2 separate regions of the Homo sapiens genome follow, and region 2 is linked to region 1. Evidence: read pairs that join two places in POLR2A ChIA-PET (ENCODE). Cell type or tissue: GM12878. All regions are shown on one strand.

Region 1 (4,000 bases):
GCCTTGCAGAAGGACTGTGCGTTGGGTGCCCGTCATTTGTTCCTCAGCACCATTCCCTTCCCTAACAGACTGCTTCCATGGGCTTCAGCAGCCTCTAACTTTTGAACAAGGCACAGGCAGGAAATTGGGGTAGGAGGGACAGAGGGCATTCTCCCAGCCAGAAGACCAGAGGTGGCTAAGTTCTAGGCAGCGCAGCTGCGGCTAACCCCAGGGCACTTCACTACCCTTGCTGGTTTCCTTAAAGTCTGCTCACATCTTTAAGAATAGTCCCTTTATTATAGATTTGAGTGTACTCCCTGCTTCCTGCTGGGAACTCACACAGCTCATTACACAGGTAGTGAACTAACTTAAAATGGTTCGTCACACGCAATAATGGGGGTATTGAATGTAAATGTCTGGTATTGATCTGTGAGTTGGAGAAGGTTGGGCTGTGTGTATGTGAGGCCAGGTCTCTCCTGGCTCTAGTTGGTAGACTTGAATCTTTTCCCGTTAGCCTCCTTTTCTTCTACTTCCTGCCCGGTGAGGAATTCTCCACATAGTAAAATTTCCAGGTAGTGAAATGTCCACTGTAAATGCTCTGGATTTGTAGCGAGTGACTCAGGGGCAAGGCAGAATTTATTCTGGAGCCAGCAGTGCCTGCTTCATGCCCCGTGTCCACTGGGGGCAGGGGAGGTGCCAGTGGTAGTTCCCAGGGTCCAGCAGTGGCAGCAGTGGCACCCTTACCAGATTGTGCGGGATCTAGCAAAGATTTAACTTAGAACCTGTGCCATTCTCTAAAAGAGATAATTTGTGAAGTGTATGTGGTGATTATCATAGCAAACCCTGGCCAAAGCAGAAAAACAAGAACATTCATGAAAACTCCCAGGTCTGAGGCAGCTCTGTTCTGATTTCCAGATCATACTAGGAATGATCTCCCTCTCTTCAAGGTAGTGGACAGTTAATGCCACAGCCCTATGTTCTGATCAGAACCTATCTTTTGTGTTTGCAGTAGATTGTTAAAAATGGTTCATGTATTTTCAGGGTTCTCCAAAGAAACAGAACTAATAGTGTGTATATATACACTACTTTATACAAACACAGACACAGACACATGCTTTTTAATATATATACACACACTGTTATATATATATATATATACACACATACACTATTATATATGTATATGTTTGTGTATGTGTATACACATATGCAGAGCAAGAGAGAGAACATGAGAGAGAAAGAGAGAGAGGTTTATTTTAATGAATTGGCTCCCATGATTGAGGGGCCTGGTAAGTCTAAAGCCTGGATGACTGCTCAATAGGCTGGCAATTCAATAGAGCTGATGTAGTCTTGAGTCCAAAATCTGTGCGACAGGCCAGCATGCTGGAAACCCAGGCAGAAACTCCACTGCTTCTTTGTTGCAGACTTGAGGTAGAATGGCTTCTTTTTCAGGAAATCTGTGTTTTTGCTCTTAAAGCCTTCAACTGATTGGATGAGGTCCACCCACATTATTGAGGGAAATTTGCTTCAATTAAAGTCAATTGATTATAAATATTAATCGCATCCACAAATACCTTCACCCCAACATCTAGACTTGTGTTTGACCACACCTGGGCCCCACAGCCTAGCCAAGAGAGCACATCAGGTTAACCATCCCAGCCCCAGTGGATCATTTCTCCTAGGTCCATGTCCTTCATGATGTGATCTTGCTTGCCCCTCCCAACAAAGGCTGAAGTTGATCTCTGTGTTCTCTTGAATCTAGTCTGCACTTGTTACTTGCTTTGGCCTGTTGTAGAATGCAGCAGAATTGACACTCTGAGATGAAGGAGCCTTTTAAGAAGACTTTGTTTTCAGTCAGAGGGAAACACATGTGCCATGGCAAGAAGAGACAGGCCATGGAGAAGAACATAGACCCTGCATGGAGCAGAGAGGAGTGGTTCTCACTAAGCCCTGCCAGAATTCCTGATCCTCAGAATGAAGTGCAAAGAAAATGGGTGTTGCTTTAAACCACTAAGGCTGGGGGTGGTTTATTATACAGCAATGGAAAACTGAAATGCTATTGCATTCCGTTTTAGTTGACACACTGGGCGACAGGGTTGGAGCCCATGAATTCACAAATACTGAACAAATATTTTTATAATAAATACTTTGTGCATCATTGCTTATTGGAAGGCGCTCACCCTTGGATCTGAGTTTGGACCTTGACCCTGTGGGTAATCTTTCTAAATGTCAGTTTCCAAATGGTGGAAAAAAACAGAATATCATGAGTATCAAAGGAGATAATGAATATAAAGCATGTGGGACATGTGAGTACCCGACAGATGGTGGCTATTAGTTTACTTTTATTACTGCAAAGAGGGCAGGGTCCTTGCTTTCAATACGACCACAATTTAGTAAGGAAGTATAATTAATTATTGGGCTGAATATGATAATTAAAAATCTAACCATAACACAGAGGATTGGAGAGGGAGAGAGGCATTCCTTCCAGGGAGTGGCTTCCTAAAGGAGGTGGCATTTGAACCAGGACTAGAAAAAGATTTTAGCAAGCTAGCATTCTAAATGACAGGCAGTCATAAATGGCAGCAAATCCTTTTTTTTTTTTTTTATTGAGACGGAATTTCACTGTTCTGCTCAAGCTGGAGTGAAGTGATGTGATCTTGGCTCACTGCAACCTCTGCCTCCTGGGTTCAAGGGATTCTCTTGCCTCAGCCTCCCGAGTAGCTGGGACTGCAGGCGCATGCCACCATGTACAGCTAATTTTTGTATTTTTAGTAGAGATGGGGTTTCACCATGTTGGCTAGGCTGGTCTTGAACTCCCGACCTCAAGCGATCCGCCTGGCAAAGTGCTGGGATTACAGGCATGAGCCACCGCACCTGGTCTGGCAGCAATTCTTGTACTTGAGGTTTTCTGTGTTATCCGATTTTATTCCTTGTTTGTCTCTGCAGCCTTTTCTTCTTAAAGTACAATACACACACAGATCAGAGCCGAGCAATACAAGTGGGAGGTGGCCAAGGGAAGGCAAAGTGCTCCCATATGGCCTCCCCCGAGGCTGGGCCTGTGGTGAGCAGGGGGCTCAGGATCTGTCCTGCATTTGCCCCAAAGTTTGCAGCCCCCAGTACCATTGGTCTGAGTGTTAACAGGGATTCACCATCTTGGATTTCAGAGCCACTAGGAGGGCTGGGCTCTAGCCAGATGCACCCAGCATTTTGCCTTCATAAATCCTTCTGGATCAGGCAGCATCTTGGATTAGATATAATCCAGCAGGGGTGGCAGTGGACGTGTCAGGCAGGGGCCTTGGCAATGGAATCTTCAGCCCTTCCTGAGTTACCCTTTCAATCTCCAGCTCCATTACAGTTTTTGTGACTTTGTTTAGTTACTTCACTTCTCTGTGCCCACTTTCCTTCTCTGTAAAATGAAGATAATTACACCTCTTTTCTAGGCCGCTGTGAGGAAGAGATGTAATACCATGTGGGGAGCGTCAAGCCCCATGCCTGGCATGCTGTGGGCCCTCAGCGTGTGCTCTTTCCTTTTCTCTTCCCCTCCCACCATCACTGCTTGGCTTCACTTCAAGCAATGCCTCTGCCCCTTGGCTTTCTCAGAAGTGCTGACTCCTTGGCTGCGGCTCACTCTTAGCAGCCTCTGTTGGTGGGAGGAGTGTGGGCCTCATAGTATGTGAAAAGATGGCAGGCTTTGAGGAAGAAGGACCTGAGTTCAAATCTTTTTTTCTTTTTAGAGACCGGGTCTTGCTCTGTAGCCTAGGCTGGAGTGTAGTGGTGAGATTATAGCTCACTGTATCCTTGAACTCCTGGGCTCAAGCCATCCTCTTGCTTCAGCCTTCTGAGTAACTGGGACTACAGGTGCATCCCACTAAGCTAATTTTTAATTTTTTTTGTAGAGATATGGGTCTCACTATGTTGCCTAGACTGGCCTCAAATTCCTGGCTTCAAGTGATCCTCCTGCCTTGCCCTCCCAAAGTGTTAGGATTACAGGTGTGAGCCACTGTGCCTGGTTCTGAGTTCA
Region 2 (4,000 bases), 82 kb before region 1:
TAATAGTGTTGCTATTCACAGAGTACCTTCATATTTTCTAGGATCTGAAATACATCTTAAATTGCTACCAAGGCCGGGCATGGTGACTGGCTCATACCTGTAATCTCAGCACTTGAGGAGGCTGAGGCAGGCAGATCGCCTGAGCTGAGGAGTTCGAGACCAGCCTGCGCAACATGGCGAAACCCTATATCTACAAAAAAGAATACAAAAATTGGCACACACCTGTGGTCCCAGCTACTTGAGAGGCTGCGGTGGGGAGAATCACTTGAGCCTAGGAGGCAGAGGCTACAATCAGCCAAAATCGCCTCGCTGCATTGCAGTCTGGGTGACAGAGTGAGACCCTGTCTCAAAAACCAAAACAAAATTATAAAATTGTTACCAAAATGCTTCACACTATAGATTACCAACTATAGTTCTCAAAAAGCAATTAATGTTCAACCAAAATTGACAATATAGGAGAAATGGAAAGGGGAAAAAAAAAAAAAAAGGAAATGCTGAACTGTTTATGAAAAGCTGGGTTTTAACAGCACATGAAGCAGAAACTGAAAAGTCTTGGATTTGAATTTCTGACCAACAAGTCTTCCTTACAAAGATTTTAATTTCAGAAATAATTTTGGAAACCTACTGATACAGGAGTTAAGTACAGCTGGCTCTCTGTATCCATGGGTTCCATATCTGCAGATTCAACCAACTGCAAATCAAAATTATTTGAAGAAAAAATTAAAAATAAGAATACAACAATAAAAAATACAAACAAGAAACAATATGATGTAACAACTGCATACACAGCATTTCCATTGTATTAGGTATTATGAGTAATCTAGGGATGACTTAAAGTATACGGGAAGATGTGTGTAGGTTAGATGGAAACACTAGGGACTTGAGCATGGTGGGGTGGTATCCTGGAACCAGCCCCCTATGGCTATCAAGGGACAACTGTATCGTATTGCTTAGTAAGTAATGGTTTTATAAAATATTCTTGATATAAACTTAAGTGAAAGTATAATAAATAATGTCAAATGAATTTTGCAATACAAATAACTGGCTTGATGCTACAGGAAAGCAAATTGTGTGCTGGAACAACTACTTGTTAGTGTTTATCTTTAGAAGTGGGAAGCCCTGGTGAGTACCTAAAATATTATTTATTTTTTAAGAGAACAATCACATCTTCAACTCAGCCCTTTAAAAGATTCCAAAGACTGCTGTATCATGGCTGAAGCATTTTAATTTCTGGAAAGATTGTAAGAATAATATTTAAACTTACTTGTGTTAGCTCTTCAGAGAAAATGAAAACATCAAATCTACGGCTATATATTCCATTAACCAGCTTAAGGTAATCACCTCTAAAACAGTGGATTCTACTTCTCACACATAACACACACAGAGAAATAAAAAATGGAAGCTACCAATGGTGGGAGCCAGGTTTCTCACTAGCAGACAAACAAGTGACCCTGTAAACATACTATAAAAACAAAATGGTTATAAAATACTTTGCCAAAACTCACCACAGAGATTATCGACAGAAACAATAATGTTGGCCAGGTGCGGAGGCTCACACCTGTAATCCCAGCACTTTGGGAGGCTGAGGTTGGCGGATCACTTGAGGCCAGAAGTTCAAGACCAGCCTGGCCAACATGGTGAAACCCCGTCTCTACTGAAAATATGAAAATTAGCCGGATGTGGTTGGTGCATGCCTGTAATCCCAGCTACTTAGGAGGTTGAGGCAGGAGAATCACTTGAACCTGGGAGGCGGAGGTTGCAGTGAGCTGAGATTGCACCACTGCACACCAGCCTGGGTGACAAAACTACACTCTGTCTCAAAAAAATAAAACAAAACAAAAAACAGCGCTGGGCACGGTGGTTCACGGCTGTAATCCCAGCACTCTGGGAGGCAGAGGCAGGCGGATCACGAGGTCAGGAGTTCGAGACCAGCCTGGCCAACATGGTGAAACCCCATTTCTACTAAAAATACAAAAATTAGCAGAGCGTGGTGGCAGGCGCCTGTAATCCCAGCTACTTGGGAGGCTGAGGCAGAAGAATCGCTTGAAACTGGAAGGCGGACGTTGCAGTGAGCCAAGATCACACCACTGCACTCCAGCCTGGGTGAAAGAGCAAAACTCCATCTTAAAAAAACAAAACAAAACAAAAAAAACCCAATAATGTCACCTACTATCAATATGAGCTTAACGAAAATTTTTATGTCAGTTGTGACTGAAAAATGTGATAACACTAAACAATAAAAATTCCTATGATAAAGAAAATGAAAAATACAAGCTTAAAAAAGGAAGTAAAACTCCCTAGAAAAAAAAGGGAGGAAAAAAACATTTACTCTTTTGAAAATGAAGCACAACTCTCTTAGTCGTACCTCTGCAATCTAGTATCATGACTGAAATGTCCTCACATCTGAATTTTCCAGGTGTCTGAAGCCTACTTCTTTATCCATCCAACTTCTTCTTTTTTTTTCTTTTTAAAAGGAAAACCTTTCTAAAATACATTAAACATTCCTGACCCTTCTTAAGCAGACCACACTGGAACCTCTTCTTGACTGTGACATCATTGAAAACACAGTTATCCTCTCAGGGCCATGAAACACATAATAAAGCTGTTTCAAATCACCCTACACAAATCGGCTAGTGTGATTTGGTTGAGTCGGCTTTTAAAGCTTTCCTGTTCCCTCCTTGACCACTAAGCTGCTACTGTCACTTCTCACTATTGTCAAATGAGCTTGTCTCTAAGAGCTCATCACCTTGTGTTTAGATTGCCATAAAACCATTCTAATTTGATAGGAAACCTAATATTGAAACTTGTTTGAACTGTATTTTTTGTTAAGTTTAAACACAAATGAAAGAAATGCATGAGCTTTAGTGCACTTAGAGCGCTTAGTGAGTGGAGTGCATGAGCTTTAATGCATGTACGAAGGTGTTCTGAAATGGTTCCATCTTATGTGTTTACTTCTTATTTCTCTCTGTGGTTCCATATAAGGAAAATTTCCAGGAAAACTGAACTCCAGATTTCAGATTCTACTAAATCTTTTTTAACATTTTCTTATTAAAAGTAAAAAACGCCCTCCTTCACACTCAGATCAAGTAAATGGTATATGATATTGTAGGCAGTAAGTATAAAAATACTTAAGTATATGGACATATTTTTCTATTAATGTTGAAACCTTTTCCTCAAATTGCTAAAACATTACAACATTTGCTTTTCTAACATTGAAATTGTTTTCAAAATTTAAGCTAACAATATTATTATGCTGTATAAAGCTGTCACAACCTACTATGATTTCACTAAAACCACACTCACAGACACACGAAAGGTACTCTCTTCATGCCAAATTACATTCATTCTAAAAGTGAATGGGCAGGTAATTACAAGGTGAGACTCCAACCATTAGATTAACTCACAGACCTAATTCCCAAAGGAGATATATATACATATACTGGATCAGAAAGAAATTCTTATTTAAAAATTAGGCCATGCTGATTCATCTTTAATTCCCTATTTTTATTTCATCTACTTTCAACTGATTTGGGAAATTATTTCATTTTTTTACTCTAAAGCCTTTAAAGGGCCTTTTTTTATTTACCAAATCACAGTAATTCATAAACCACAGGTCATGTACCAAATCACTAATAGTTAACTAAAAGCTACTCATTTGATATTTACTCCACACTCATACTAGGGTTGTTGTATTTTAGGAAAAGAATAACATGAATTTTACCATAAACCTTAATTATACACATTGACAGTATTACAATTTTAATCCATTTATAATTACCACTTACTACCAAAGGGGAACAAGAGAAATAGGAATGAGGTAAGTTAAGGAACTACAAATTAATATGCTTCTTATTTTTATGTGACTTAGATATATTAACAGCAGGACCAACTTTGGGGCTCTAAACTTAAAAAAACAAAAAAGCAATGAAATCTTGAAAGTACTCCTGACAAAACAATACCTCCAGAAAGAACATCCACATTAAAACAGGAACAAAACAAG

The links. Peaks named below come from ENCODE experiments on the same cell type or tissue, not always from the same donor. Only the 100,000 strongest peaks of a DNase experiment are listed, where the experiment ranks them.
Region 2: POLR2A ChIA-PET joins it to region 1 with 5 read pairs; 2 of 35 experiments call an interaction of 5 or more read pairs at or near these places.

Annotation. Positions count from the first base shown.
Region 1 is chr1:55,289,192-55,293,191 of GRCh38, forward strand. No RefSeq gene overlaps it. Among named protein-coding and RNA genes, the nearest start is that of MIR4422, 66 kb to the left of the region's middle. In GM12878, no CTCF peak of the experiment used is centred here; no DNase peak of the experiment used is centred here.
Region 2 is chr1:55,206,810-55,210,809 of GRCh38, forward strand. All of the region lies in intron 1 of USP24 (ubiquitin specific peptidase 24), which reads right to left. Among named protein-coding and RNA genes, the nearest start is that of USP24, 6.6 kb to the right of the region's middle. In GM12878, no CTCF peak of the experiment used is centred here; no DNase peak of the experiment used is centred here; H3K4me3 peaks cover 1,361 bases; H3K27ac peaks cover 707 bases.